7 separate regions of the Mus musculus genome follow, and regions 2, 3, 4, 5, 6 and 7 are each linked to region 1. The links are chromatin loops, found by intact Hi-C in ENCODE. Cell type or tissue: heart. All regions are shown on one strand. Links, peaks and the distances in the headings refer to the core of each region. The heading gives the core; the rest is flanking DNA. Region 1 overlaps Plgrkt (plasminogen receptor, C-terminal lysine transmembrane protein). Region 2 overlaps A930007I19Rik (RIKEN cDNA A930007I19 gene). Region 3 has its middle 7.3 kb from the start of 4430402I18Rik. Region 4 overlaps Gm35922 (a long non-coding RNA gene). Region 5 has its middle 3.7 kb from the start of Gm9895. Region 6 holds the start of Jak2 (Janus kinase 2). Region 7 holds the start of 9930021J03Rik (RIKEN cDNA 9930021J03 gene).

Region 1 (4,312 bases), core at 183-4,182:
TTATTTAAATATGCCTTGCATTTTCCACTTTAGGTCAAGATGGGGTTTATATTCTCGAAATCTATGAACGAAAACATGAAAAACCAACAGGAGTTCATGGTTACGCATGCTCGGCTTCAGGTATGTGCTAGTTAAGATGCCATGTTCCTAATCCTGTTAAGTTTCTAGAATGGTGCTCTAGAGGCACAGTCTCTTCGACTCCCTTTGACTCCTAATTAAGACGCTCCTGGGCTCCATCCTCAAAGACAAGGTGAAGTGGATGACCAAATAACTGGTGAACAGCCCATGTCTCCAATCCAGATACTTGAGCCAAAATTTCTATACCACTAGGTAATTGCTTAGAGTATATTATGAACAGAATATGGCTCTTCCTCGAGGCATTCTGAACTCCTAAAACCTGTGAGTATATTAGGAATATGATGCCTTACATGGAAAGGGAATTTACAATGTGTTCATCTAAAGAAGTGTTATCATGGATTATCAACATGGATCCATTGTAACTTCCAGGACCTTTATAAGAACGTGTGTGTGTGTGTGTGTGTGTGTGTGTGTGTGTGTGTGTGTGTGAGAGAGAGAGAGAGAGAGAGAGAGAGAGAGAAAGAGAGAGAGAGAGAGAGAGAGAGAGAGAGAGAGAGAGAGAATTAGATGTTATACTGTTACCCATAAAAGTCTTAAACATAGTCATAACCTGAGAAGCACTCTACTGGCTTTGAAGATGGAGAGAACCAGGGCCATGGGCCAAAAAATGCAGGCAACCTTAATAAGCTGGAAAAGCCAAAGAAACAGAGAGACAGAGCCTCGCCAGCCCGTTTTGGCCCTTTAACCATTGATCATAACTTGTTAAAGCTGCACTAGGAAACTGTTATAGACTGTGGTACTTGACCTTGGATTGTACAGTAGATGTTTAGAAAAAAAAAAGTCGAACAGATTGCTGAATTATCTAATATAAGCTGTCAAAGTATTTTAAAATATTACACAGCTGAATGTTAAAATGTTCGACCTAAATTGTTTTGCTAAGGTTTTAGACAATGGTCATGATGAGGCCCCTGTGGTCTGTTATGGCTCTAAGAGTAGAAAGCCCTACTCTTGGGCAGTACAAGTGAGAGATAACCTAGACACCCGGATGAATCAATTCATAGCATCCTGACTGTGCACATGACCGGTCCTCGGTCTCCTGGTCTGTACCCTAGAGGCAATACACACTTCCGAGATGCTCCAAGAAGTAAAAATTATGCACATTATATAGAATGTACATTATATAGAATGTGTACTATAATGCCTCTTGCTTATATTAGGTGTTGCTATCATTGCTATTAAAAATATTTTTTAAGTGTTAGGGTTTCATATAGCCCAGGCTAGCTTCAAGCTGGTTATGTAGTCTAAGATGGCCTTGAGCTTGTAGTCCTCCTGTCTGTCTCTTCAGTAATAGGAGTATTGGTATGTACCACCATACCCCACTGATGTTAAAAACTTAAGTTTCGGTGTGGGATAATGGTTCCTTTGGGGAAAAGGGAAAGAATGGGCAAGTCTTACTGTAATGGAGCAATGGCCAGAGGAGACGTATAGGTTAGGAATCAGCCCAGTATCTCAGAAATAAGAATGGCGTGTGGGTGGAAACTACAAGAGTTTCATTCTTATATCAGACTACATGACCTCAGGATCTGTGAAGATCTGAGGATTCTATTCCTCTTTATTCCTCTTGGAAGTTACAGAAAACCAGAGACTCCTACACCAGAGGAGTCCGTCACTGCACGGAAGCAGTGTGAGCTAAGTACCGATGTCACTTCCTCCTGCTACTCAAAGCCCATGCACTCTGTGGATGTGGGTCAGGTATGGGGAACACTGAGTGTCGGGAATCTACTGCTTCTGTGAGGAACCATGAACAGGAGGAGTGTGGAGGCGTTTGCTTCGTTTCATGCCCCAGGGTTGTTCACTGGCACGAAAGCAAGAGATCGCTCAGCTCCGGTAGCTAGGGCCTTGCTTTTTTTTTTTTTTTGACCTACCCATCAAGAATGTACAGAATGTTCAAGGTCCTTGGTGGTCACCTGACTGGCCAGAGGCAAGAGAACGGCTCCAGTTGTACCTTCCAACACACTACCTTCGTTTTCCAGCAGACAGACGTTCTATTTGTCCTATCTTGGATTCCCGACTCTACAGTGGACATGTCACACCTGAGGCTCACGTAGCTTCCACAGAACAAAGGTTATTTTAAACAAAAACTCACCAAATTACTTACCATCAGTTACTGGCTGGTGTGAAATCCCCTCAACAACTTGTATGCTGGAAACCCAACCCCAATATGACTTCATTTGGAGACTGGGTCTTTACAGAGGTGATCAAGTTAAAATAAATCCTTAGGGTGGGTATTAATCTGATATGTTGTTGACTTTTAAGAGGAAATTTAATCATGTGCCCCAAATATGTCATTTACAAGCCAGTGACAGAGATCTCCTCACAGCTTGTCCAGGAATCAAATACATTGATTTTTTTGATTTCTAGATTCCAGAACTGAGACAAAAACAAAAACAAACAAACAAAAACCCTCTCTCTTTTTTTTTCCTATCGTTTAAACTAGCCAGATCGTGGTCTCTGTTTTTTGGGGGGTGAGGGAGGCGCAGTGGTGGCCGGTATGCAGCTTTAGCAAACTAAAGAGGGAAGCACTTGGAACCTGCGTCCAGAAGGGGGCGCTGGTGCATCGAGCAAGGAGCTCCGTGCAGCTCAACTGCAATTTTCTGCTTTTCTCCCTATTTCTCTAAGCCCTGCCAGGAGCATCAGAGAGGTCATGAGTGGGAGAGATTTTGGTCACCATGAGGTTTTTGTACAGAATGGCGCGTCAATTTCACTGCACACTTATCTGTGTGCACGGCAGTATCTGAATTGCATCAGGCTCCTATCCTCACTGCAAACTTTGCAAACCGACCTCATTGGTTAAATTCAGCCCTTCTTCCATGAAAAGAATGCATCCTAAGTGTTGTAGGGTCGCTACCTACATAGTTTCAGGAGTTTAGACATTTTTGCAGATGTTCGGTGATTATTATGACAAGGCCTTTGTTTCCCTCCTCAAGAACCACAAAAAGTTTTGTTTTTATTTTCCTTAAAAAAAAAAAAAAAGATGGTTTTTGAGAATTTCATACAAGGCTTGAGGCTACGGTTAAGTGGTAGAGCATTTTTGCCCAGCATGCACATGGTTCTGGGGTCAGTACTGCTGGGGGTGGGGGGTGGGGGAGGAAGAGGGAGGGGGTGTATAAGATGGAAGGGACTCACATTAGTAGTTACAACGATATTACCGTCAATTTTTAGTTTTCCGGTAGAAACTGCTTCTTCTAACTTCCGTTACTGAGGAGCTATACAGTGCAGTTCTTCACAGTGCCACTAGATGGCACACAAACAACTTTATAACACCGCAAAACCTGGAAAGAATCCTGATTTTATGATGTAGGCTGGAAAGGGGAAACCTAACACAGAGAAAGAAATATACAGATGTCTGCCCTAGTTATGCAGTGGGACTGTAGACAGAGAGCAGTATGGTAATGCAAAGATTAGTGGGCAGCAAAAGTTTGTCATTTGCTGTGTTCAGGGAACAACATGAGAGAAAAACAAAATCCAACCAAACATGAGAGCCCAGGCTGTCTGTGTGCTGAAAAGTTAAGGTAATATAGATTCTCTTAGTTTTTAGTGAGATTGCATTTTGCACATGGAAGATGTAGTGTTCTGACCCTGGTTAATTTTTATTGGAGCCACCTGAAAAGAGGGAATTTCAGTTGAAGAACTACTTCAGTTAGATTGAATCATGTCTGTGAGAGATTGTCTTGACTAACGAGTGATAAGGGAGCGCTCAGCCCACTGTGGGCAGCGCCATTCCTAGGCAGGTAAGTCTGGGCTGCATAAGGAAGCTAGCTGGATAGGAGCTCCTGGCTAGAAAATAGTGTTTTCCACATGGTCCCTACCTCCAGGTTCCAGCCTTGAGTTCTAGACCTGACTTCCCTCCATGATGGATTGCAACCTGGAAAATGAAATAAATCCTGTCCTTCTAACATTGTTTTTTGGTCATGGGGTCACAGTTACAGAAGCAGTTCCTAATGTGAAAATAATAAAAAACACTTCCAGACACACCGTTTTAGACATTACGATGGTCAGCGGTTTATGTGAATTTCTGTAGTGTGCTTATCAAGTGCTAAAATGCCTTGGTAATTTCTTCTCTCAAGGGATCACACATTCTTGAACAGGGTAAAGATGGCAGCCAATGAGTTCAGTACTGTGTTAAGAACCAAGAACGATGTATATTAGTATGTCTGATGACTACAGAATGGCA
Region 2 (4,312 bases), core at 108-4,107, 150 kb before region 1:
CTTTGTTCTTCGATGTTCAGGGTTTTTTGTTTGTTTTTGTTTTTTGTTCTTTGTATATTCTAGACATTAATACTAATCCTTTTGGGGGCATGGTCTTTCTTTTTACTTGGTTGATTATTTCCTTTGATGCACTGAAGCTCTTTAGTTTTACGAGGTTCTGTTTGTCAATTGTTGGCCTTAAATTCTGTGCAAACGGAGTTGAATTCAGAAAGTCATTTCTTAGCCAGGTGATGGTGGCACACACCTTTAAACACAGCAGTTGGGAGGCAGAGGCAGGTGGATCTCTATGAGTTTGAAGCCCACCTGGTCTACAGAGGAAGTTCCAGGATAGCCAAGGCTACACAGAGAAACCCTGTTTTTTGAAAAACAAAACAAAACAAAGGAAACAAAACAAAAGTCATTTCTTGTGCCTGCGGTGCCACTGCCCATGTTTTCTTTGAACAGTTTCGGCATTCCAGGCTCCACAATAAGATCTTCAATCCATTTAGAGTTGCAGCCTGCCTTTGGTGCAGGTTTATAAATACGGCTCGAATTTCATTCTTCTACGTGTGGACATCCAGTTCTTCCCACACTTTTTGTTGAATGAGCTGTTTTTTTTCTCCAGTGTGCATTTTTGGCATCTTGGCCGAATATGAGATGGCTGTTATTATGTGCGTTTGTATTGTATTTGGGTCTTTTTCCCCCCCATTAGTCTACATGTCTGTTTTTGTGCCAGTACCATATTGTTTTTATTTCTATATCTCTGTAATATATAGCTCGATATATTAATAAAATATCTTTTGGCTATTTTCCTTTTTCCATGAACTGCTTGTTCAGTTCATCAGCCCATTTACTAATTTGCAATTAGTCTTATGAGGTGTTTAATTTTTGCTGTTTTTGTGTATTCTAGATTTACATTTATAGCTGGCAAAGATTTCCCCCCATTTTTCAAGCTGTTTCCTTATGTTGGTCACACTTCCTATTTTGAAGAGTTTAATTTATATCTCACATAAATATTATACTTTTAACTGCTAAAAATTGGTAGGTTAAAATGAATAGTTTAAACTTGGCATAATATATTCTAGATAATATATTATAAGCATTAATATTATATGATATTATATGGTAATTATTACCATTATGATAATGGTTCTGTAATCCCAGAACTCAAGATATCTGAGGCAAGAATGACTTTCAGGCTAGCTTGGGCTACATAGTGAGCCCCTATGTAAAAACAAAAAAAAAATTTTTTTTTTCTATTATAAAAAAAGAATTATAGAAGTCATTGTTAAAGTTATCAGAGACTCTAACGTTGGGAATGAGAATGGAGCAAGTCTTAGAGGAGATAACTCTGAGTCAGGCCCTGGAATATGGGTAGACCTGTGATGGCAGAAGAGGAGGCAGGGTGCAAAGTGTGCAATCAGGAGCAGGAACACGGAGCTCGAACATCCTTTACACGGGCCTAGTTGCACCTCCTAGTCGCAGGTGCGTACCTCACCTCAGGGCCCTCAGTAGCACAAGCAAGGGCTCCTGGTCGCTGTGCCCATTAATGCTTTAAACAGCCCCTCCACAAATCAGTGAGAACGACATCTCTGGCAGAAGCTTGTCCGCGTGAGTGTTTTGCAGCCAGGATTGAGATGCTCTGTATTAAGAACACGTAAGTGGGGAGGGACAAACTCAGAAGCCGCTCACAGAATCTTTAGTGGGGTAGGGGTGGGGGGTGTCACAGGCGGTATTTACCTTAGAAGCAGTTTGAAAGATATTCTCCCAGAAAAATCATAATAATGAATCAATCTAAAAATGAATGTAGATAATTTCCCACTATTGTTCTAAAAGAAAAAAAAACTCCAAATATTTTAAGTTTCAAAATATATCCCCCTTTTATGGAAGATCATTCCCAATTGAGTCTGATTGACAGTGAAAACCGCTTACCTGCCAGGAGGCTTGGAGGCAGTAGGGCTAGCATGTGAAGCTCCTCCTGGACGCTAGGTGGCGCCGTGGACTGAGACTTGGTGAAACGAGCTTCAGAGACAAGTTAGACTGGGAGAAAGGTCTTGGAAACTTATTTCTCCAACCCTTCATTTGGAGGGTTTTAAATTTTATTATTATATTAGTTATTATTAATTGTTAATATTTAATGATTATCATTATTGTTATTACTATTACTGTGTGTGGACGAAAGTTGTCTCCTTTTCATATGTTTCATATTTGTGTGGTTAAACTCAGAGAAACTCCTCAGAGCTACAGAGAAAGCAATGGCGACTGTTCCCTGTATGCCCTCCAGAACAGTGCTGCAGCTGCAGGGTCAGCTCCAGGGGCTTAGCGGAAAGGAGGCTGAGACAACCCTTTCTGTTCGGCGACATCAGCAATTTGCCCACTAGGAGGCACTAATAAGCGATTCACAGTCAGGAGAGGGTTGAGTGGGACCCTCTAGCCCACTATCTTCTCAGCTGGAGGAGTGAGGCCACAGTGGCTGGGTTTCTTGTTCTTTCTCACCAACAAAAGCTTTCTTTGAGTGCCGGTTCGCTAATTCCCTCCCCTGCCTCCCTTGTTCCTCAGGACCTCGGACCGCAGCGCTTCTCCTCCGAAGCTTGCTCGCTATGTCCCTGTCTTTTGCTCTTAGCCCTGTCCACACCCTTGGAAAGAATCCTGTGGTTATGCCTCTTGAATATGGCATGGATCTCCTGCCGGGATGCTCCGGGGTTCTGTCTCCTTTCTCACTTCCCTGTTCCACATCCACCCAGTTCTTCTCTCTAAGTAACCGACTCTTTTGGGTTCCCATACTTATAAACATGCAACCGTATAGATAAAGACATGCTCCTTTCAACGATTTACTCAAACTATGGCATACTTGAGTCCTGCACCATGATTTTATTTCCACATAAAATACCCTAAAGATCTCTCTACAGCAGTTCACAGAGATCTTCCTTATGCCAATTTATGGCTGAATTGTATTCGACTTAAGAAGAATACAATTACCTTTTAACCAGCTACTTATCAGTAGAAGTGTAGATTATTTTCAGGTGGCTTCTATTATAAGTGTTGTCATAAGGAATAACATTGTATAAAGGCCATTTGTCCTCTGACCTTTATTGGTCTGAGGAAATATATCAGATTGAGTAAATTGCCTCAGGTTTCTTCTTGGCAAAGCCCATGTCACAATCATTAGAAGTAGGAGGCTGACACCCGTGACCTATATTCTACAGGATATTACCCCACAACATATACTGTCTATTTCCACCATTCCTCCCTCCCCCATTCTTCTTCTCCTCCAGCTTTCTTTTCCTCTTTTAAAAAAAAAAAAGGTTCTGGCTCTGTTGTCCAGTTTAGTCTTGAACCTATGAACCCAGGTGATCTTTCTGCCTCAGCCTTTTCTCCAAATTGCTTTAGTAATATTGATTAGATTGATTTATCGCAGCGACAGAAAAAGCAAGCAAGGACAGAGAGTGGAAGACTGGGGTTTTGGAGGGGAAGAGGAGAAAGGTGGCCTGTCCCTGAGAAGAGAAAGAGCAGGCAAGCATTCTGTGCAGAGCAAGTCAGGGTAGGGGCAGCGGATTTGAAATGGATTCTGTAAGAGTCGGAGAACTGGTCTCACTTGTCACAGTTCCATACACAGGTTGAGACCTCCAGGAGGAGAACAGAGCCTGTGGGGGCCTGGCCCTGAGTGCTGTGGACCCAAACACAGCAGCAAGATTCCTTATGTAGGCCTGCGAACAAAAGAAGGACTCTCCTGAGAGTGTCTCAGAATTCTGCCAAGATAAAAGGGTCCCATCAGACATCGAAGGACAAGCAGATAGCAGCACAGCAGCGAAGAGGCCAAAGACCAGACATGCCTCCGTTTTTAAGCTACTGTGTGAGCCTGATGCCCTAGAATTATGGAGTGGGTGAGTAATTAAACTTTAAGTAAATGAAAATGTTCACTCTGAGCCATGTGTCTTATCCTAGGAGCCATTTCTACCACACAAACTTCTTTGTTTGTTTGTTTTGTTTTCTTTCCCTTCTCTTCCTTTTCTTCCTCTTCCTCTTCTTCTCATCCTCATCCTTCTTCTCTCTTTCTCTATCTCCCTCTTTGTTCTTCCAAGAAAATGAGCTAAAACTATTTTTTTTCAAGTCACAGATTAGTTGCGCATCATGAGCATGGTATTTCAAAGTGGTTTTCTTGCTTTGTGGGGGGTGGGTTTAGATTTCTGCCACAGCTATACTATCCCAAGGTTCGGTGTTTTCTCATCCACAGGACAGGATTATCAATAGAATGACTTGAAGCCTTCTTTTTTCGTTTTTATAATATTGCTCACACTTTCAGCAAAAGGAAAGGAAACTGATAGTTTATCTG
Region 3 (4,312 bases), core at 148-4,147, 380 kb after region 1:
ATGCGCCACCATGTCCAGCGAAGGTATATACTTTAAACACACAAATGTTGAGCTACAGAAATTCCTAAACTCCATCACCCAAACTCAGCCATTGTGAGGATTTTGCTACACTCGCTTCCTGAAATATTTGAAAGTAAAATCTAAGCATTATGTCATTTTACCACTATGCACATATGATGATCAACCTTTATTGATCCATACTAGATGTGGGCGGCCCCATCCCAGGGACCACTGAGGAGGAACCTACAGCTTCATTTGGGCAAGGCAAGCTGGCTAGCAATGGGGTTATAGCTGCAGCCTTTCTCTTTTAGCTTCCTGACTGTGGACACAGCAAAGTGGACAGTGACGTCACTCACCTGCTGCCTCATCTTGCCCACCACTGATAGGCCTGACTCTCATACTCTGAGTCAAAAGAAACCTTTCCTGGGATTGCCTTTGGCAGGCACATACTTACACAGTAATAATACGGTAATGCAACATCTTAATATGCATCTCTAAACAAAGTTAATGTTCACCCCACACAGACAAAAAAAAGCTTCCATACCTACCAAAATTAATCAATGGCTATTATATAGTCAATCTCCAAGCATTGTAAAAATGTCCTGTAATTCTCAAACACTGAGTTGGTTTGTTAAAATCAAGGTGTAAAAATAGCTCACCTATAATATTTGGTGATTGGTATTTTTAAGATCTGTACCAGTTATTGCCAACACTTCCTTTGTTCTAACAATGCCATTGACATTGCCAATGACAACTTTTGGTTGTCATGTAGAAAGCTCAACGTCATATGTGTGACAGGATGCCTTTTTGTGGTGCCGTTAGTGTGTTTCTCAGCTGGCAGTGTAGCTCAGTGGTAGAGTACAAGGACTTAGGTCCTACCCCTGACACTGTAAAACAAAGCAAAACTTATCTCCCATAACTGCTTGAAGAGCAGTTAAGTCTAGAGCAATATTGCAACCTAAAACACTCTCTGATGACGGGAACAATCTCTGCATTGTCTGTGTAATAGTCACTAGCTATGCGTAGCTACTGAGCACTAGGAATGTGACCAGAGCAAGCGAGGAGCTAGACTTTATGTATTTATTTATTTATCTTGCTTTAGCTAACTTAGTTATATGTAGCCACTATATTAGACAATGTGACACCAGTATCCTGATTGAACTTAATGTCAATTTCTTTTTTTTTTAGTCTTAAATGCCTCCAGATCCATCTTTTGAATAATACAAGTCAGCATGTAGTACTACCATAGTGATGTAGTTAAAGTTGTTCAGTGGGTCTATATAGATAGTAGTAGCCTGATCCTTTAGGGGGAGTTTTCCAAAGGATGCAATTTTAGTCATTTTTAACATATAAATGTCATGTTTACGGTTCGTTAAAAGCAAGGGAAGAGTTCATTTATTTATTCATAGTAAAAGAAAGGTACAATTTCTTCTTGAAATATTAAACTGTGCAAAAGCTGAAAAGTTAAAGTTTTAAAGAAAGACGTTGGAAAAGGATAGACATAAGATATAGTTTTGGGTTTGTTTGTTTGTTTCTAAAGGCCGGGGGTTGTGCACAAAAATCAAACAAATTTAGTGTTCTACAAACTCATGATTGCTGAATTGGCACAAAGACCCTTCCCCGCGCTTTATGACACCAGCACTGAGTCACAGAAGCCCCGCGGCTCCTAGTTCCTGAGAAGCCCTGACCTCTTGGGCAAATTTTGCCCGCGTGGGTCTGATGGGGAAAGATGGAATTTCTTGGAACCATTCAGACAGCGAGTTACTGTGGCTCCAAGAAAGACTGTGGCTTGCAGTGGCCGCCCCCTGCTGGGCAGGACCCTGAGGTACAGGAGTGCTACCAATCCTTTCACCTGCCCCGCTGCCGCTCTGCTTGGAGACCCAGAGTCTTCTACAAGGTCGCCACCACCCAGAAAAGCCAGGAGGATAGCGCAGGCGACCAGGGGCTGTCCACAATTCTGCCCTCGCTCCACTCCCCGCACTTCAATCGTTATACCCAACGCGAATGGGACCGCTCTAATGATCTGCTGATCAGTATTGCAGAGGCATCGCGGCTCCGCGCCAGCCGGCTGACAGACGACTCCCTGCGGATCATGCAGGATAAGGAGCAGCTGACACGCCAGATGCAAGAGGGAACCTTCCGGAACCTGGGCCAGAGGCTCTCCGACATCCGCTTCTGGAAGTCCGGGTTGTGTCATGAGCGGGACATGCTGATGGCGGAGATCAACAACTTGAAAACCCTCAAGATGCGCTTGGAGTGCGCCGCTAAGGAGGTGAACTGTCCCCTGCAGGTGACCCTGGACTATCTGTACAGTAAGGAGAAAAGGATCGGGATTAACCTGGTCCATGACAACGGGGAGAAAAACCTTCTCCGGGTAGCAGATTTACTTAAATGTTGCCAAGATCAGATGAGAAAATTAGCTAAACGAATTGATTCCCAGATGCAAGATAATCGAGATGTTCAACATGCCCTAGAGCAAGACATCGCAGACAAGAGCTCTGCACAGTCTATTGAGGAGAGATGTTTAAACCTAAAAAACACATCTGAATCCATTAACTTCTTCCGTGGCATGGAGAACTTTGACGAAACGGTCTCCGTTCCTGAAACCTGGGCCAAGTTCAGCAGTAACAACATCAGACACGCTCAGACTACGCGGGCCAAGTCTGTCCAGCTGCGGGAGGAGGTAGAGCACCTGTTTGAGACCTTGACAGCCCAGGTGTGGAGGCATTTCACCAACATCAACCTGGCCTACCAGTCTGCCCAACCTGGAGTTCTACAGGGGTGTGGCAAACACCAAATAAGACCCAGCAGCTGCAGAGCAGTCTTCTAGAAAGGCAGACACCACTAGTGAACCAGCAGTTCAATCCTGAAGAAACCTCTAGCCCTTTTCTTTTCTTCTTTTTTTTTTTTTTATACTCAGTCACCTTTATTAGTTATACCTCAGGTTATTTTTTTAAATAATATTTCACACCATTAAAGCAATCACACCACATTAATTAAATTGATGCATCCCAAATTCATGCGTCTTGATCTTTACAGGTGATAAAGATTACATCTCAATAAAAAAAAAATCCTTCGATGTCTTGCTTTGATGTTCTCTTTAAAAGAATTATAATGAAGAACCAATTCTTTTCATTTTTGTTTATGGGGGAAAGAGGAGGAGATAGCATCTTGCTGTGTAGCTTAGGCTGCACTTGAAAATTCTATTCTGTCTCAGACTCTCACCGCCAAACCTCACACTTGAAGGGCTGTTTCAAAGGTTTATTCTATCTCCTTCCACAAGTCGGCATCGAAACACCCAAGTATCCTTAAAGTCCAGGGTTCCTTCGACTCCGTACTGTTTCTCCGTTATCTTGAAAACTCCCTTGGAGATGTTTTCTTGACTGGTGCCCTTCCTGGTTGATATGCTTGCAGTCAGAACTGACAGTGGCAGGAAAGAATGAGCAGAGGTCAGAAGAAAACAGCGTCGCCCTTCTCCATCGCCGCGTACACCCGGGTGTTGTTCTGCTCATAGTCTTGGATGCCATGGTACATTTTTTAACTCCTCCCTCCCACTTGAGGTAATCATGTAGCTTCAGAGTGTGTTTGTGGGTGCCTGGGAGCACAACCAGACAACTGTTTCTGTTAATGTGCACCGTGGCTGTCCAAGCACAATTTGGTCCCTGGATAGGAATGGGAAATAGTGTAGATTCTGATGCAGGCGGGGAGGTGGGGAGGGGCGGGGGGCAGGGCGTCTACTAGCCAGAATCTGAAAGTTTATCAGCATCCCATGCAGAGTCATAAAATTGGTTCCAGGAAACACCCTATATTTCAGAATCTGGGGTGAGGGCTCAGTATCTAAAGAGCTCCTCATCTTTTTGGAAATCCTGGATCTTTGTAACCACTCTCTCGCTTGGCATATAATCCTGTTTTGCAATGGTTACAGCTCTCATTACAATGACCCTGTTGGTTTCACCTCCTTTCTGCAGATTCTTTCAAACTCAGCTGAAAAACATTGAATATCATCAGATATCAGATTTTTTAAAATATTTTTTTATTACATATTTTCCTCAATTACATTTCCAATGCTCTCCCAAAAGTCCCCCATACCCTCCCCACCACTTCCCTACCCACCCATTCCCATTTTTTTGGCCCTGGTGTTCCCTTGTACTGGGGCATATAAAGTTTGTGTGTCCAATGGGCCTCTCTTTCCAGTGATGGCCGACTAGGCCATCTTTTGATACATATGCAGATATCAGATTTTTAATGACGAGAAACCCACTTTCTTCATAAAATTTTCTCTGCTCCAGGCCCAAAGTATACAATTACACAT
Region 4 (4,312 bases), core at 70-4,069, 580 kb after region 1:
AAGTCTTTTGAGACTTTAAAGCCCACAGCCTCTCCAATAAGGCCACACCTCCTAGTCCTTCCCAAACGTTTCTACCCATTGGGGACCAGGTATAAAACCATGATTCTGTGGAAGCCAGTCTTAGTCAAACTACCACAGCCTTCTCCAGCAGTCATGGCTATTGTTTTAATAATCTTCCCTGATGCAGCAGTTCTCAACCTGTAGGTCACAAACAACCTTTTCTCAGGGGTGACCTACCATTACATTTCATACAGTAGCAAAATTACTGTAATGAAGTAGCAGCAAAAATAATTTTATGATTGGGGATCACGACAGCATGAGGAAGCGATTTAATGGGTCGCAGCTTTAGGAAGGTTGAGAACCACTGCCCTGATGGAGCTCATGAAAGCCCAGCCTCCTCCAGTGGTCATATCTTCCTTAGCACCATGTGGGGAATAGAAGGAACGAGCTTAATGCCCTGTAAGTGCAACGATGATTAGCAGACCAGAACTCCTCCAGCCATCCTGCGAACGTAAGGAGGGCCTACTGAGGTAGATGGATTTTCAGGGATGTAAATGCAGGGGAGGCATAACCTAGGTGTGATGGGGGGACCCAGGTTCTCCCTGGGACAACAGAAAAAGAAAGACCTTTGTTTTGAGCAAGGAGGGAGTCTACTTCTATTACTGGAGATTTGTTTGCTAGCCAATACCTCAATTTGTTGCAGTTTATACTCTAGACACAGAATGATCCTGCAGTTAACACAAAGAAGGGGGGATTATCCAGGAAACCAGCCTTGCTGGACACAGGGGCTCAGACGGAGATTAAGTCGGCTGTTACCAGAGAAGAGCTACAGGGGCCTTTAAAGGTCTCTTTCAAGCTCGTAAATCTAGATTCTATTTCCTTCCAACCGTTTCTGTGGATTTTTAGTGCAACCAGAGGATTGGAATTCACAAAGGGTAAAATATTATTTCCAGGTCTGAGCTTGTACAGGAACAATTCTATCGGAGGACATAGCATCCTAAGCCTGTGAATAACTAGAAGTAATAATCCAATAACTTCTGCCAGATGCACAGGTTCTTTGTTACCCAGATGAGTCATAATCGTTCATGACCTGAGACTAGAGAGGTCTTGGGATCTAGGAAGACAGCTATTACTGTTATTTTTATAAAGAAGCGTAGCAAAAAACCAAACAAACAGAAAACGGAAAGCAAACATGAAAAGGGCTCCTAATAATGTATTGCTATACCCATATGTCAGCATATCTCTCAGCCCTAGTCAGAAAAGCTTCCTCTGTAGCAGAGAGGAACTAACTCTGAGACCCATACATGAACAATGGCCACAAACTTTGGCCAACCCAGCCCTAAATAGAATGTCTTTCTCAAACTCTTCCCTTCAAGGCTCAGGGATCCAAGAGCCAGAGATGGTGGATGCCTTCCAGACACAACAGGAGGGCTGATGCACACATGAACTCACACAGACTGTGGCAGCATGCGTTAAGCCTGGCACACATTCAAGACAGACAAAATCCTGACACGGAGAAGGGGAAGTGGACACTAAGTCCCACCTCTAACCAAGAAGCTGTTTGTAATACCCACTGGGAACAGGAAAATCAGTTTCTTCTAATGGAGCAATGATAGATATATCAGCTACACTCCATGACATTCTGAGGAGCTGATGGTCAACACAAAATGGACTCTATGTGTGTGTGTGTGTGTGTGTGTGTGTGTGTGTGTGTTGCTTTTGTTTATTTTGTTTTTGTTTGTTCTGATTTCTTTTTAAAGAAAGAACATGAAGTTGGGTGGCTATGGAGGATCTTGGAGGAGTTAGGGGAAGGGGAAAGGATATGATAAAAATATATTACACAAAAAGATTTAAGCCAACAAATAAAAATAAGAACTTCATAGTAAACTTAGATATTTGCTTATCCAGGGATAACAATGGTATAGCAGTGGTAGACATAAAAAAGAAAATTCAGCTTTATTCAACTCAAATGTTACTGAAAACTGGCAAGATTGTAAAGGGTGATTTAAGAAGACAAAGAGGTCGAACCCAGCTTCTCTCACTCGTCCATTAAGTGGATCCTTCCCTGGTCACTAGGATACAAACACCAGGAAGCTAGTGCGATGACCTCTGCTCTCTTTTAGTCTTGTTTCTCCAGTGAGGCCTGGCCACCAGAACACACACCACTGCTTGCTCTCAGAGAACCCAAGCTGTGTAGAGTCCCTGGTTTTCTTGGCAAAGTTTGTGCACTTGAGAAAGGGAGGCAAACAGGAAGTGTAAGCATAGAATCAGAGTTCAAGAGAAGTCCAGCGCAGTTGTGGGACACGATTTCCAAGGAGCTGGATATATTAATTAGGTGGTAGTGACACCACCTGGTCATCATGAGCATCTTCCCTCACACGGAACACTGGGAAAGGAATAGACTTGGCTTTTCTGCTTAAGCCATGTTAGATGCAATTGCAATTACATCAGAGGTACAAGGGCCTTGATCTTGAGAGGTTTAATCATCTATGCAACAGAAAAAAAATGCATTAATGCTAACTCCCTTACTTCAGCAGTTTGACTCTGGAGATTAGGAGGTATGGAGTCCTGATACCTCGACTTCTCTGGGCATCCCAACGAACACTCAGATCAACCCAGGCAAGGCTTTGATGGATAATAAACCTGATAAAATACTAAGGAAACCATGGAACAATAGAATTATAGGTCATTTGGAACTCATAGAATAATCTATGAGAAAGAGATCCTTGTAGGTTTGTGTGAAAAGCAAAATTAAAACAGCAACAAGAAGATGTGGTCAAAGTTTCACTTTTCTTGCAAGTCTCTCCCATGGACTCTTTGGCTGTCTCATCCCAATACTAAATCAAAGAACTCAGGGCAGTGAGTGTGGTCACTCAGCCCTGTAATCCTGGGACTTGGAATTTTAGCTTTCTAGTGAGTTTGGAGCCAGCCTTGACTATATAGTAAAGCCCTGTCTCGAAACACACAAAAGATTAAGAAAACAACAATAATACTAAGACAAGAAAAATGAGGGACTATTCTGGGTTGTCTGGAATATTCTAATCACCACTGTGTACAACCTTCAGATTTCCACTACTGGAAGAAATTCCTAAGATAAGCAGTTCACAAGGAGAAAGCACACATTTTTGACATGCAATTTCAGAGGTCCATGGGCACTTAGCCATGTCGCTCTGGGCTTGTGGCAGTTTGGCATAGTACAGCAGGATCATAATACAGTGCAAAAGACTTGTCACCTCATGGTGTCCAGAAAGCAAAGAGTGGAAAAATAGCATCCTTGAAGAGCATGTGCCCCAGGGAACTCTCCTCCTTCCACTACCCCTCACATACTAAACGTCTACAGCTTCCATGGATGCGGCCATTGAGGCTTGAACACATGGGCTTTTTGGAGGGCAGTTATGATCCAAACTAGTAATATACTACTTAACAGTGATACAATTATCCCATTTAATCTCTATTTTAGAACCATTTAACTTCTAGAACAAATGAAATGCTCTCAAACCCGAGTTTTTTGATACCTTGTATAATTATATTTCTCTCACCTTTACCAAATCTATCAGTTAGGGTTTTGTCAGAAGAACAGAAATGACTCTACCATGCTCAGAATTATGGACTTAACGTAGATCTTGGACTTAGGAGGCCTGGAAGGAAAAGCAAATAAGAGAACTAGAGAAGCAAGAGGAGGAGATGGCAATGTGACACTGTGTGGCATTCAGAGATCAGTATCTGTATGATGTAGTGGTCAGCCTCAAGGACCAAGAGACTAAAAGGGAAGAAAACCCATCATTAAAATATACGATTCAGTTCCTAGGCCAGCCAATACTAGGAATGCTGAGCACAGTCACCCTCGCCAGTGTTGGCAACAATGAGGATCCACAGTTAGTGCAGAAGGCTGGATCACTGAAAGGCCATATCTGCTTCCACAAATACCAGCAGCTACAAAAGAGTCTGAGGAATAAACAATGTCTCTTCCTTCTGCTAGCATTTAGCAGAAAGCCAAATCCTACAAGCATTTGGAGATTTGGGGATGTAGCTGTGGATGCCTGACCCTAACAATACAAAACAGACAGAATGTGGTCCTGGAACTGAGGGAAAGAGGGAGGTAACTGTCCTACCAAGTAAAATAAGGCAAGATGTATCTCCTAGAAGGCAAATGAACATGTGCCATTTGGAGGCTCATGCACGGTCCTGAGGGGTATTAATGCTGTAATATGCTCCAGTCCTAGTTGAGCATTTACTGGTTCCGACATGATGGGCAGAGAATGGTGCTGAACTCACACCCATCCATCCAACTCATCCAAACATCCAACCCAAT
Region 5 (4,312 bases), core at 191-4,190, 290 kb after region 1:
TCCTACTACAGTCCTGGAAGACCTTGTACTTGCAATCCTGCCTGAGCGCCCTGAAGAACCCAGCTACTTTTCTTAGTCTTACAGTCAGCCACTCGTTTAACCTAAGGGGTCTTGGTCCTTTTAAGGATTCTGTTTAGAAACCAGAACACAGCTGATCTCCCTCCCTTCCAGTGCAGAAAACTGGGGCTATGTGGACATGACCATGTAAGGACTCGGGCATTCCTCTAGATTTATTCCACACACACACAGTGGACTTGATGCTTCTGAGCTCAACCCCATGCAGCTTTCCCTAGAGTTTTCCCTAGAGTTGCATGTTAGCTCTTCAGGAATGGGAAGCTCTGCCCCCCATTAACTCAAACACATCTGTATGCAGTCTTCATGCCACTTGGGCTCCTATGCTCATACCAGACACCTCCAAACAGGACACCCCCCTACGAGTCAGTTTGGGTCACACTGGCTTCTGGTTGCCTGTTTTGCTTGGCTCCTATCTAACTGTATACCAGGTTATTCAAGGAAGAAAATGAGAAATTGTATCCGTTCTTTTGTTATTTTATAGTATTTGTTTTAAAAAAATTATCATACAAGGTATTAGTCATCACAGTATTTGTTTGTTTGTTTATTTTTGGGACAAGGTTTCTTTGTGTTGTCTTGGCTGTCCTGGAATTCACTCTGTAGACCAGGATGGCCTTGAACTCACAGAGATCCACTTGCCTCTGCTTCCCAAGGGCTGGGATTAAAGGCATGCACCACCACCACCGAGCCCTTAAAGCATTTAATTTAATAGATTCTCCTTTCCCTCCCCTCCCCTCCCCTCCCCTCCCCTCCCCTCCCCTCCCCTCCCTTCTCCCTCTCCCTCTCCTCCCCTTTCCACCCCTCCCCTCCCTGCTCTCCTCTCTTCTTTCCCAGGAACTCTATGCTATGGTGTGACCTAAACTGTGTGATTCCCTTGAATTACGCCCTCTTGTGCAAGGAGTCTGTGCTGTAGACTCCTTGCTTCCTCCTTCGAGTCCCAATTCTCTCTGCTTTGGGCTTGGAGCCTTGGGAAGACAGCAAGCACCTCAGGATGGTTCCTCCTTCAGGGCCCCTGGCTGAAGGTCTGCTGGCAGAAGAAACCAGTTCAGCCGGGGCCATGGTCTTGCCTGATAGTTGGCTGTTGGTTCAGGCCAGCCCTATCAGTCACTTGCACGCCGATGCCCTTTGGGGGAAGGGGAAGAGGCGTTGGCTACGGAGCCCCAGCCTTTAACTGTGGGCTGACTTCCCACGTCTCAAAAGACTGCCAAGACAGCCCTTCAGACAGCTTTGTGAGGGAAATGGTTTTAAAAGGTTAGTCCAATTAAACACCCATAAAGGAAACAGTAGATGACTAACAGAAATTACAGGCTAGCTACACTCTTACTGAAATGGCAGACTCATTTGTGTCTTTGAGTAATTTCATAACACACAGTGCTTGCTCATAGAGAATGAAAACTAGGACCATTAGGAGTGTCCATCCAGTCCTTTCATTACCTCCCAGGCCTTGTCAGGTTGCGTTCCCTGGCTTCTCTCATTCAAAGCACGCCATCAGAAACCAAATTACTCATACAAGTGAGAGTTACAGACAAAGTAAATACGTAAAAATATAATCCAATTGAGCTGCCTTTGAGGCTTGAATTTCCAGCAAAACATTTCCTGGGACGGCATTTACGTCGACTCAGCGCCACCTGCCGGTAGGTGGAATCTTAGCAACTGAATGTTCATTGGCCAGGCACGGCCACGTGGGTAGAGTGGGGGCGGGGCAGCTCATTCCGCCTATTCATTCTGAAAGCAGTCAGGTGTGTTGGTGAAGTGCCAGGCGCTGTGTCCTCAGTGAAAGGAATATCATCACTGCCCTGTCTAGTGCCGTACTTCTTAAAACTAGGCACAAGCCGGAATCATCCTGAGATGAAGTTCAGACTTTTAGACTCTCCTCTAAAAAGATTGTAGTTAATGGACTAGAATAGGTCCTGAGAACCTGTATTTTTAAACAGAATGGCTGACTCAGCAGTTCTCAACCTGTGGGTTGCGACCCCTTTGGGGATATTTCACAGGGGTTGCCTAAAATCGTCAGAAAACACAGATATTTACATTGCCATTCATAATAGTAGCAAAATTACAGCTATAAAGTAGCACAAAAAATATATATATATGGTCGTAGATCACCACAGCATGAAGAACTATATTAAAGGGTCACAACATTAGGAAGGGTAAAGACGACTCATCTAGGTGATTCTGAGGAACAGGAAATCCATGAGGAAAAAGTAAATATAGAGAAAAGCCGAAAAATCTGTAAAGGCAATGGGGCCTGGGACTCCCCTACTTCTGCAGGTAGCACGAGGAGCCACAGCCAGAGCAGTTGTAGGCAACTGAAGGCTTAGGTTTGATTACTAGTGTAAGATGGGGGTGTGAGTATGATATGAATGTTGTTGCCCTGCTTTTAACTATGGCTGCAGGTGAGCCCTGGGCTCCCATTCATGTCCTGGATTGACTTGGTTTTGAATATAAGAAACAGGTATAGGTCCTATAGGTCCCCTTCTCAGCATCCTTCTATCCCGTGGGTCCTGGGGGTTGAACCCAGGTCATCACTGCTGTCAGCAAGCGTCTTCATGCACCGAGCCGGACCCCTGGCCTTCTAAGTCCTTTTGTTTTGTATTGGTTTTGCTTTGCTGGGAATGAACATGGCTTTCCTGCTGAGCCCCAGACTAGCCCGTTCTTTATATGACATCACACCATGCCCACAGCTGATCTGATCCAGCCCCTGGAATTCCTTTTATATCTGTGTAACTTTCTCCACAGATATATGTCTGTGGGTGCTATTTGGAGTCAAAAACAGACTTTTTCTGGATGTCCACTCTTTGTCCCTAAGGGGCATGGAGAAACTTCTCACTCTGTTCTTCTGCTGTTGATACAAAACACAGTTCTTGCCTCAAATGGGATAGTTTATTCTGGAGCCAAATGTGGGTGACCACAGCCCAGGAACACAGATCCAAGCAGACCAGAAAGATAGATCCCACTGCAAAGGGCCACATGAGATGTATTAATTATGGAACAAAGTCATAAGTCAAGACAGTTACCAAATACACTGGTGGAGACAACAGTTAGGCAGGCTACAGCAAAGCAGGGAACCTTTGTTATAGGTCCCAGATGTGATCTGCTAACATCCTAACTTCTGGGTTGGTGGAAACTGGTGGTCTGTTAAGAATACATCCTGGGTCAGACACAGGGATGGGCAGTGCATGGCTTTCAAAGATATTTTGCTCGGGTCTGTAACAGTCTTTGTGTATGTGAGGATGTGTAGATGGGTGTGCTTGTGTGTGTGTGTGTTTATGTGTGTGTGTGTGTGTGTGTGTGTGTGTGTGTGTGTGTAAGGATGCCCTTATAAGTGCACAAAGGCCAGGCCAGCCGGGAGAGGTCAGGGGACAGGTGACTTCCTCATTTGCTCTCTGCCTTATTCCCTTAAGATAAAGGAACCTGAACCTGGAACTCTGGTTTTCACTAGGCTGGCTGGACAGCAGGCCCCAGGATCAACCAGTCTCCACGCCTCATTCCCCCTTCCTCAGTGCTGGGGTTGCAGGTGCCAGTGGCCATACCTGCTCTTTCAGTGGGTGCTAGGGATCTGAACTCAGGTCCTCTGGTTGTATATCTGCTGTTCTCCCACCCCCAGTCAGGCTCAGAGACATCTCCCCAGTGCCTGGTCCTCAACAGTTTCTCTCTCCAAGATCATTAGTTCTTCTTCAGTTTCAGTATATATGGTATACACAGGTATACAGGGATGTTTCTTACCTGTTTTCATAGGTCATAAATAGATCACTGTCCTAGTTAGGATTTTACTGCTGTGAACAGACACCATGACCAAGGCAACTCTTAAATAAGGACAACATTTAATTGGGGCTGGCCTACAGGTTCAGAGGTTCAGTCCATTGTCATCAAGGTGGGAGCAGGGCAGCCTCCAGGCAGGCATGGTGCAGGAGGAGCTGAGAGTTCTACATCTTCATCTGAAGGCTGCTAGCAGAATACCGGATTCCAGGAAGCTACGATGAGGGTCTTAAACCTTTGCCCACAGTGATACACCTATTCCAACAAGGCTACACTGTCTAATAGTGCCATGCCCTGGGCCAAGCATACGCAAACTGTCACAGTTACTCAGAGCCATCTACGATGAATAGATTTGGGGGTTCTCCCCCCACCCCCTCCCCAATTCTCCCATTGTCTCAAGCATTGTTCATTGAATTCTTTTGTTTTAAAGATGCTTTTGTTGTTGTTGTTTTATTTTGTTTTTTGTTTTTTCCAAGATTCT
Region 6 (4,312 bases), core at 231-4,230, 100 kb after region 1:
TTAGACAACAAAAAGCACAGTACTATTGGCAGGGACAGGGATATGGAAAACAAGAGTGTATGTCCTGGAACATACAAGTCCCAGCGGAAAATTAAAAGTTTGTAAATGATCAGACTATGAGTAGTCCCATGTCCCCAGTTAGCTAGAATCAGGCCACCTGAAAACATTGTAGTAGAGATATAAAAAGCACTTCGTGTTTCTACACTAACTTGGCAGAGTGTGTGTGTTGCAATCAGGAACACATGCCGCTTCTAATCCAACAAGCCCTTCTCTGTTTCACAAAGTAACACATATACAAAAATACTTTTGAGTAATAAAACATTAAATGTGTGGCTTGCTCAAGAAAATAAATTTTAAGAAAGATTTTTTTTAAAGGACAAACATGGCTCTTTTAATAAGGTTTGCTCGAAATAAAAGGTGCATCAGTAACTCACAGAGATGGTGGAATCATGTGAGAACTGGGAACTTTCGTATTCTAGTTCATGTGCCAAACTCAGCCAGTTGGCTGTTCTCATAAATAAGCCTTCATTGAAACACAGCGTGCCATTTACTTATGCACTGCCTATGACTACTTCTGTGCTACAAAGGTTCCACTATAGACTAGCAAAAGAGACAATCTTGCCAACACCGCTTAAAAACTATGTTCTTTAACAGAAAAAAAAAAATCTTTGCCAACCAATTTAAATCAGTGATTTTCACAGTGTGGTGGTCCTTGGAAAACAAGTAAGAAATGCAAATGTACAGGTTCCACTCCGGACTTACTGAAACACAAACTCTGGAGACAGAATGCAACAATATATATTTCAGTAAATCCTGTATGTAATTCTAAGACCCACTGGATAAAGGGACCGTTCTGTAGTAGCTGGAAAGAGATGCGAACCCACCCAAAGTCTTCCTTGAGGAAGTCAAGTAAAGGCCTAATAAGGCTTTGGGGCAACTGTCAGAAAGGACTTAGCCTGGAGTGAGGAAAAATGCGATTGAACAGTGGGAAAGGAGGCTCTTAAGTAATGCTGTCAAGTCTCTCCTATGGCGACCCAGGAAATACAAACAGAGCGATTGAGCACGGACATTGAAGCAGTGTCTTGTCTAGGGGCCTTTACAACTCAGATAAACTATTCCTGCTCTATGAAATGGTGGGGAAATGTAGAGGGCTCAACACTGTCTTTCTAGCCAGCAAAGTATTATTAAAATAAGAAAGGCCTGGTTGCCATGGCAGCAGGGAAGCAGAAGAGAAGTTGGCATCTTAGTATCTCAGACAACAAAAGCTCTGGCACAAAAGCCTTTCAGGGACATTCAAGATCCAAATTACAGCAGTAGTATAAAATATCAGTTTTCATTTGGGACAAAAAGATTATCAAAAAATGTAGTGGTAAGAGCCCTGTGCAGAAGAAAATAAAAACTATGAAGTGTCCAGAGAGGCAGGTACACAAGAGGAGTAATTACAATGTGAATGAACCTCACAGACAGCATGCAGGCATTCTTAGAAGAACCTAGCAGACGTCATACAGGCATTATTAGAAGCAGGACATTATGCCATTATGAACTAAGGCTTTGCATTGAAAACTGTTATCAGAAAAGCCAGCTGCAACCAAATGAAAATGTTCCCAGACTATCTCCACTTGAGGAATCCTGAAAGTTAGCAATTTATTTATTATTTTTAAACCAAGGAAATACTCCTTGTTGGGTCAAACAACTTAGCATTAATACTCTTGGGGGGTCTGGTGCTGCTCTGATTCTGACAATTCCTCAGCCCCTTGGTATCATCCTAAGCACTGCCACATTGTCATTTCTTGTTCCACACTGTCATACACTAAATAGCAGCTTTTCATACAGTAAACTCTGAAGATACAGCTTTACAAAGACACACACCCCCATAGGAACGGATGGAACTTCCTACCTCTGAAACTACCTCAGGTTAAGTGGTGAGAGCCAGCCTTCCCTGGTGCTCTAACACCTGACACAGTTTGGGAAACTAAGAACTAAGCGAGGGAGCCTAAAAAGGAAAAACAGTGTAATGGGGGAGGAGCAAAGGACAAGTCTTTGCGCATCTTAACCACCAGGGGGCAGCACCACGGGGCTTAGGCATCAAACCCTTCCATACAGAGGCTGTAGATACACTAGCATGCAGTTTCTCTATGCTCTATGGAAGCCGCACCAGGGACTGACCAGCTACGCACGGGCCAGCTAGGAACCTCCTTTGCCTGCCCAGCTCTGAGAAGCTAAGACGTTCAGAAGCGACCAAACCATTTACTGCTCTGCATGCATCCAATCGACCCCCACACAAGGTTCTGAGAAAGTAAATTTTAAGTTAACACTGCTGTTAAATGGGAAGAACACCATTATCCTAACTTAAGACTGCACGCTCAGATCTAACTCCAAAGCCAATGGTCTTCTCTATTTTGCCAGAAAGGGATCCCATCTTTCAAGAATAGCCTATCTGGGTAAAGTAGAGAAAAAAAAATATGTTTACTTTTCACACTCAAGACACCTTACTCAAGACACCTTCAAATTACAAAGGAAAAGACACTAAAAGAAACAAATGAAGCCCGGTGGGTGGTGGTTTTAATCCCAGCATTTGGAAGGCAGAGGCAGGGGAAATCTCTGAGTTGGAGGCTAGCCTGGTCTACAGAGCAAGTTCCACAATACTCCACAAAAGCCAAAATAAACATAAGTGCTTATCTAGCCTCCACACACTGCAGCTCTCCTGTACAGGTAAATGCTCATGCCTGTAGCACCGCTCAGTACTCTCAGGATAAGTCCTGGGCACATCCAGTCTGCAGACGTCCCACACTCAAGCCAGCTCACATACAACCAAATGATCTTAATAGCTGGAACCGTAAACAGTAAACAGGTAAAGGATATAGAGAAAGAGGACCAGAAATTGATGATTCATTTTCAAATCCGCTGGGAACTATATGAGAATATTTGCAGTAAGCCAACAACTCACTCATACAAACCTATTATGAAACCAAAAGCAACCTCCGGCTTCTTTATTCCCACTTCTGTTTCCCTTCTCCGCATTTCTCCTCCTCTCTGTGACACACTCAGCGGCTCGGTCCTTTCATTCAGGGAAAAGGAGTTTCCCCTGATAGACTAGTAACCACCGGAAAGCAATCAACCAACAAAGCAAGCAGGTGAATACAGGAAGCATTCAATGTGGCAGCAGAAACCCAGCAAAAACAACCAATTTGTTCCCTCAACAGGTTATTTCAATTCCTTGAAAATTAAGACTGGGGAGAAAGGGGGAGAAAGAGACGACTTATTGTTTTCCTCTGCAAGACCACACTGTAAAACCAACAAAGACCGCTTCTTTAAGGATCCAAGAGACACAATAAATACCACCCAATTACTCTCCCACAGCAACAGGAAAAGTTCAACACTGCCATTTTCGCAGTAAGCAACAATTAGTCCTGCCGTTGTACACAAGCATCCAGCCTTCTTAGCAGGCACTGGCTCGCAGATCTCAGACACCCTTGTCTTTAACTGCAGCACCCAGGCAGCCCCGAGCGCTAACACCCACCTTCGCGGGAGGGAAAAAAAGGGCCTCTTCTTCTGGGGAGGGAAAACAGTTCACATCTTGTTCCCGTCGCCTGCTTCAGGAACCTAAAAACAGAAGCAGCAAGTCACTAACTCAAAAACCCAGGGCCAATAGATGCTCTCTTTTTTTTTTTCTGCGCTGTTTAGATGACTAGAAAAATGTACAGAAGAATAAGAAAGAGGGGGGGTCGGGTTCTAAGGCACAAGGGGATGCATGCATTTATCAACAGCTAGCCACTCCTTCCTAGGCTGTCGGAAACCCGCAGGTTTTCTAGCTTTGAAGTTCCCTGCCAGTAGCAGGGGGCTAAGGGGAAAGCAGGAGGCGGGATCGCAGGGAGAACCGCTGCCCCCCGCCCCCATCCAGCAGCCAGGGACTGCACCCACCGGCGACACGGGTCGGGCCACACAGGAGCGCCCCGAGGCGCGCAGGATCCGCTCCTCCGAGACGCGTCGGGCGGGCCGAGGTCTAGGGAGCCCCCGGGCCGGGCGCAGGGTCGAGCGGCCGCCAGGCTGGGCCCTCGGGGGCCCTCCCGCGCGGGCTTGGCCCGCACTCACATCCCGCAGCGGCGGACCCGGCAGCCGCCTGCAGCCCTCGCCGGGACGGACGGGCGCCTCCGGAGCCGGGGCCGCGGCCGAGGCGCCGACGCCGCGCGAGCTCGCCCAGAGCGGGGGCCCGCCCAGCCTGTCAGCGCGGCGGGAGGCCGGCGGTGGCCGCTGCTGCCCCCTTTCTGCTCTGCCTCAGCTTCCTGCAGCCCACGCCACGCCCACCGCGCGC
Region 7 (4,312 bases), core at 226-4,225, 450 kb before region 1:
ATATCATGTTTAAGATGCATTTCTATAGTTTTGGTTTTATGTTTCATTCCAAGTTTCAAGCAAGTTTAAGTCTGAATATTATGTGCATTAGAAAGCTGTGACATCTATTTGGGGTTCATTAATTTCCCCGTCATTTTAAGCAACAAGTAAACTAATGTAGTGAGTCCATATTTTAGTCATTTAAAAATATGTAGCGAGATTTTAAAGCCACACCAGTGACAAGCTGTACAGCTTAGAATAGACATATGGAGACTTTTTAGTGAGATTGCATTCTCTTAAATTCTTAGCCGAACTTAAGATCTCGTGTGTTTTTCGGTTTTTAAAAGTCAATAGAAAACAGGACTCGCTTTCGAGAACTAGAGTTCTACAGGCCACCACTCTTCTTTTGAGGAGCTCTTAATTTTTCTTTCTAAACTTTTCTAAACGCTGGGGTTTTTTTTGTTTTTTTTGTAAAAAACAAAACCCAGTCACAAGGAAGGAGAGGTACAAAGAATATTTTACAACGGAGAGGATTGAATCTTGTTCACTCTCGTTATTCACTTGTGTTAACAAAGGTTATCTAGTAACTGCCTTGAGAAAACTAACAGTAAAATTTTTAGAACTAGTAAGGGTCTCACCAAAAGGAAACTTTCAGTCTATGGTTCACCTTCCAGACTGCGCCAGCGCAGGCGCTCTGTTTCTCCCTCCACCCCACCCCTTACAGACGTCCGCATATTGATGACATCATTAGTCCGCGCCACACCCTGGGCCTCCGAGCCTGTGGGAGAGCCAAGTCCAGGGCTTTCGCGTAGCGGGGCGGGGCCATCCCGTGCTACTACGCATGCGCGCCGGGCATGGCGGAGGCAGCTCTTTCTTCGCCTCTCTCCCCGGCTCTCCCCGGCCGGGGGGGCTGAGTGCCCTCCCCCTTTCCTCCCCGCCCCTCCCCTCCCCTCGCCCCCTCCCGCCCAGCGGGGCTTCTAACTGACAGTCGTCGCCCGGCCCGGTCCGTGCGCCGCCTCCTCCTGCCCGGGTCCCCCCGCAGGTAGACAGGGGCGGGAGGGGGTGTGAGGGAGAGGAGGAGCCGGAGCCGCGGCGGCCCGGGGCTGCGGCCCACTCGGGAAGGAGCCGAGCCCTCTTAGTCCTCGCCCCCTCCCAGCGCCCCGTCGGCCCGGGAGGGGGTGGGGCGCCGAGGCCCCGCGGGCCGGGCCGGGTGTGGAGCGTGCAGCCGGCGCGGGCCGCGCGCCGCCGGGGGGAGGGGAGAGGAGGGCACCTAGCTCTCCTCTCCCCCCTCCCCCGCGCGCCATGTAACCCCGCCCCTCGGGCGCGAGCCTGAGACCCCCGCGCGCGCGGGTCCCCGGCCGGCCGGCGACGGAGGAGAGCAAGGCCCGATGCGGCAGGGGCTGCGCGGCGCCGCGGATCTCTGAGGAAGCGGCCCGCGCTCCCGCGTCCCCCGGTGCCCGGAGCGGCCGCTCCTCTCGACCCAGCCTGGGCCTGCCGGGGGCATGAGCGTGCCGGAGCCACCGGGGGAGATGGAGCGGGCCGCGGAGGAGGAGCGGCCGCCACCGCCGACCGGAGAAGGGAACGAGGAAGAGGTGGTGGTGGCAGCGGCGGCCCGGGCCTCGGGGCTGGTCCGCCGGAGGAGTGCCTCCTCGGTGGACGAGGAGGAGGAAGCGGCGGCGTCGGAGACGACGGTGGTCGCAGGCGGTGGCTGCAAGGAGCAGGAGCTGACCTACGAGCTGCAGCAGGGCTACCGCATCCTGGGCGAGTTCCTGCAGGAGAAGCACCGCGGCCTCACCGCCCCTTTCCTGCAGCCCTTGGGGGGCGTTGCCGCCGGGGAAGAAGAGGTGGCCGAAGGGCGGCGCAGCGGGGGCCGGGGCAGTCGCGTCCCCCCGCAGCAGCCCAGCCAGGGCATGTGTCTGTTGAAGATGGAGGAGAAGTTCTCCAGCGGCCAGTACAGGGGCATCACGGAGTTTGTGGCGGACTTCAGGTTGATGCTGGAGACCTGCTACCGCTTGCACGGTGTCGACCACTGGATCTCCAAACAGGGCCAGAAGCTGGAGATGTTGCTGGAGCAGAAGTTGGCGCTTCTCTCTCGGTAAGTGAGCTCGGGTCCCCGGTGGGACTGACAAACCGACACAAACACACCCACACACGTGTCCGAGAAGGGGCTGGGCCAGGGCCTGGGGGGCGGCGCTGATAGGTGCTGAGTTGGTGCTAGAACCGCGGGAGGAGGAGCGGCCGCGCTGGGCGCGGGACCGGAGGGGTGTGGTGGGCACCCACGCCAAAGCCGAGAAGGTAGCCCTGTCCTAAGAACCCCAAACTCGGATATAACAGGTAGATAAGGTTCAAGACGTAAGACCTACCGGAGAAGGCGAAAGCCTTTTTGTAGGATGGAAGTTGAACCCGCCACTTATAGACAGTTTACAACGGCACGTGGGGCGAGATACCTTTAGAAAAATAATGTTGCTCGTAGGGAATGATAGTCGAGCATACTGTCTGTTTCAACCATTTGGAATTTAAGTGTGATTAAATGTTTCCGTTTCATGAGGAAATTGAATTTTTTTTCAGTGACAAGAAATGAATGCACCAACACAACGTCTTTCATAAGTTTAGACTTGCATGGTGTGGGCCTGTCGGAGACTTTTTCCAGTGCTAGATAGAACAGAGGGTTTCAAGCATGCCAGACAAGCACTCTTGAACCCAGCCTCAAACATTTTTTATTCTACTAGAAATTATAAATAATTCAAATTGTACAGGGCTTTCGGTATACACCATCTATATGATTCCCCCCCTTTTATTACTAAATGAAATAGAGAAGAGAAAATAAGTTAACATAGGACACTGAAGGTGTTTTATACAATAATCAGTATATAGTGAACATGAACCCAGTTAATTTAACTTTTTCAGTAATGGAAAAGTTAAAATATTAGAAATGTTAATTAAAGTAGATTAATTAATTACCAGGATTTTTAATTTTGTGTGTATGAGAGAGTGTATGTGCACTGTGTGGGATGGGGCATGATCATGCAGTGGAAATCAGAAGAAAGTGTCTGGTGGCCGCCAACACTCTACATTTTTTCCTTTGGGAAAACGTGAGATTTGCATATTTTTTTAAGAGACTGGAAGCTAGCAAGCCCCAGCCAGCCTCCAGTCTTCATCTCCTTTGGAGCAGGGGTTACAGGTTGGTTCCATGGTAATAGGATCTGAACTCAAGTCCTCCTGATTGGGCACCAAGGGCTGTTAAGTGCTAAGTCATCTTTCCAGCTCCTGGAATGGGGGTTTGAGTTTTATTACCGGGCTGAGCTTGACTGATTGACTTTTTGACCTGTTTGCTTGTCTATAAAATAGGGTCTATAAAATATTCCCTACTAAAAAGGTTGCTGTGAGGACTAAATGAGGTTTTTTTTAACAAAGTCAATAATATAGGTCATGTAACTCAATGTATTAAGCACAGTAGTGTAATAAAATGAATATTATCTCAGATCTGGACTTGGGCATTGTATGAAATGTGTAAAATCTGTTATTCATTTGTCTTTGGCTTCTCATATACTATTTTAAAATTTATTAATAATTTCACTAAAAGAATAATATAGTAAGTGTTTACTCATTAAAAGGCAGATTCTCTTTAAACAGATTAAAGTTGTTTTTGCTTTCTGCAGTGAAGTAGAATTATTTGGTAATAGGTTAAGTGTTTACAAATTAGCTTTGTAAGTTTAATATTTTTATTTGGTGATTTTTTTTTTTAAACTGTGTTACTCTTTACAGTGTAGTGTAGTGGAAATGGCACATATTTAAAAAGCAGTCCATTCAAATGTCATAAATTGTAAAAACTTTTTTTAAAAGAAGATTTATTTTAACTTGTGGCAGAGGGCTTATATGCATGTGAGTGCAGGTGCCTGTGAAGGCCACAGTTTGTCAGAGTCACTGGAGCTGAAGTTACAGGTGTTTGTGAGCCGCCCGAGGTGAGTGCTAGGAATCAAACGCTGGTCCTCTGGGAGGGAGCAGTATGTGCTCTTAGTCATCTGAGCCACTCTCCAGTCCCACGTGTCATTATTGTTAGATAGCTAAATATACTCCAGACTGATGTCACAGGATTTGAAACACAGAAGGAACCTTAGTGTTCTTGTCATCCACCTAGTTTTACAGATGGCAAAAATAGCACATAGAATGAGACAGGATAGCTCTATGGAAGTTCTAAAGGTTAGCATGTATATACAGCGCAACTATAGATATATTCAAAATTACTGTGTGAATAACAAATCTTTGTCTACAAAATGACAGGTTATTTCTCTTTTGCATAAAAATGTATAAATATTATTCCTAATAGCTTATG

Evidence for each region. Peaks named below come from ENCODE experiments on the same cell type or tissue, not always from the same donor. Only the 100,000 strongest peaks of a DNase experiment are listed, where the experiment ranks them.
Region 2: a loop joins it to region 1, with 7 times the contacts of the local background. A loop is called at or near these places in 24 of 42 quality-filtered maps.
Region 3: a loop joins it to region 1, with 8 times the contacts of the local background. A loop is called at or near these places in 18 of 42 quality-filtered maps.
Region 4: it touches region 1 in a loop (12-fold over the local background); 19 of 42 quality-filtered maps call a loop at or near these places.
Region 5: a loop joins it to region 1, with 7 times the contacts of the local background. A loop is called at or near these places in 34 of 42 quality-filtered maps.
Region 6: a loop joins it to region 1, with 2.3 times the contacts of the local background. A loop is called at or near these places in 7 of 42 quality-filtered maps.
Region 7: a loop joins it to region 1, with 2.9 times the contacts of the local background. A loop is called at or near these places in 3 of 42 quality-filtered maps.

What each region holds. Positions count from the first base shown.
Region 1 is chr19:29,354,125-29,358,436 of GRCm38, reverse strand. Plgrkt (plasminogen receptor, C-terminal lysine transmembrane protein) reads left to right here. Exons shown (of 6, transcript NM_026362.2): 3 at 34-120. The coding sequence starts at 40. Among named protein-coding and RNA genes, the nearest start is that of Plgrkt, 5.6 kb to the left of the region's middle. In heart, for the core only: CTCF peaks have their summits at 2,681 (motif pointing right) and 3,367 (motif pointing right); a DNase peak (open chromatin) is centred at 2,676; H3K4me3 peaks cover 971 bases; H3K27me3 peaks cover 440 bases.
Region 2 is chr19:29,499,363-29,503,674 of GRCm38, reverse strand. It overlaps A930007I19Rik (RIKEN cDNA A930007I19 gene), which reads left to right. Exons shown (of 4, transcript NR_015567.3): 4 at 1-12. Among named protein-coding and RNA genes, the nearest start is that of A930007I19Rik, 20 kb to the left of the region's middle. In heart, for the core only: a CTCF peak has its summit at 1,976 (motif pointing right); DNase peaks (open chromatin) are centred at 1,964 and 2,444; H3K4me3 peaks cover 616 bases; H3K27ac peaks cover 776 bases.
Region 3 is chr19:28,973,022-28,977,333 of GRCm38, reverse strand. It overlaps the pseudogene Gm3621 and the pseudogene Gm4844. Among named protein-coding and RNA genes, the nearest start is that of 4430402I18Rik, 7.3 kb to the right of the region's middle. In heart, for the core only: a CTCF peak has its summit at 1,813 (motif pointing left); a DNase peak (open chromatin) is centred at 1,983; H3K4me3 peaks cover 770 bases; H3K27ac peaks cover 363 bases; H3K27me3 peaks cover 445 bases.
Region 4 is chr19:28,775,050-28,779,361 of GRCm38, reverse strand. All of the region lies in intron 2 of Gm35922 (a long non-coding RNA gene), which reads right to left. Among named protein-coding and RNA genes, the nearest start is that of Gm35922, 17 kb to the right of the region's middle. In heart, for the core only: a CTCF peak has its summit at 2,364; no DNase peak of the experiment used is centred there; H3K27ac peaks cover 379 bases.
Region 5 is chr19:29,061,456-29,065,767 of GRCm38, reverse strand. No RefSeq gene overlaps it. Among named protein-coding and RNA genes, the nearest start is that of Gm9895, 3.7 kb to the left of the region's middle. In heart, for the core only: no CTCF peak of the experiment used is centred there; DNase peaks (open chromatin) are centred at 1,157 and 1,727; H3K4me3 peaks cover 1,151 bases; H3K27ac peaks cover 2,070 bases.
Region 6 is chr19:29,251,728-29,256,039 of GRCm38, reverse strand. It overlaps Jak2 (Janus kinase 2), which reads right to left and starts at 4,237. Exons shown (of 25, transcript NM_008413.4): 1 at 3,922-4,237; 2 at 3,521-3,603. In heart, for the core only: a CTCF peak has its summit at 2,052 (motif pointing right); DNase peaks (open chromatin) are centred at 2,089 and 3,599; H3K4me3 peaks cover 2,573 bases; H3K27ac peaks cover 2,506 bases.
Region 7 is chr19:29,803,044-29,807,355 of GRCm38, reverse strand. 9930021J03Rik (RIKEN cDNA 9930021J03 gene) reads left to right here and starts at 1,347. Exons shown (of 8, transcript NM_172836.3): 1 at 1,347-2,074. The coding sequence starts at 1,482. In heart, for the core only: a CTCF peak has its summit at 1,821; DNase peaks (open chromatin) are centred at 755, 1,495 and 2,145; H3K4me3 peaks cover 3,179 bases; H3K27ac peaks cover 2,301 bases.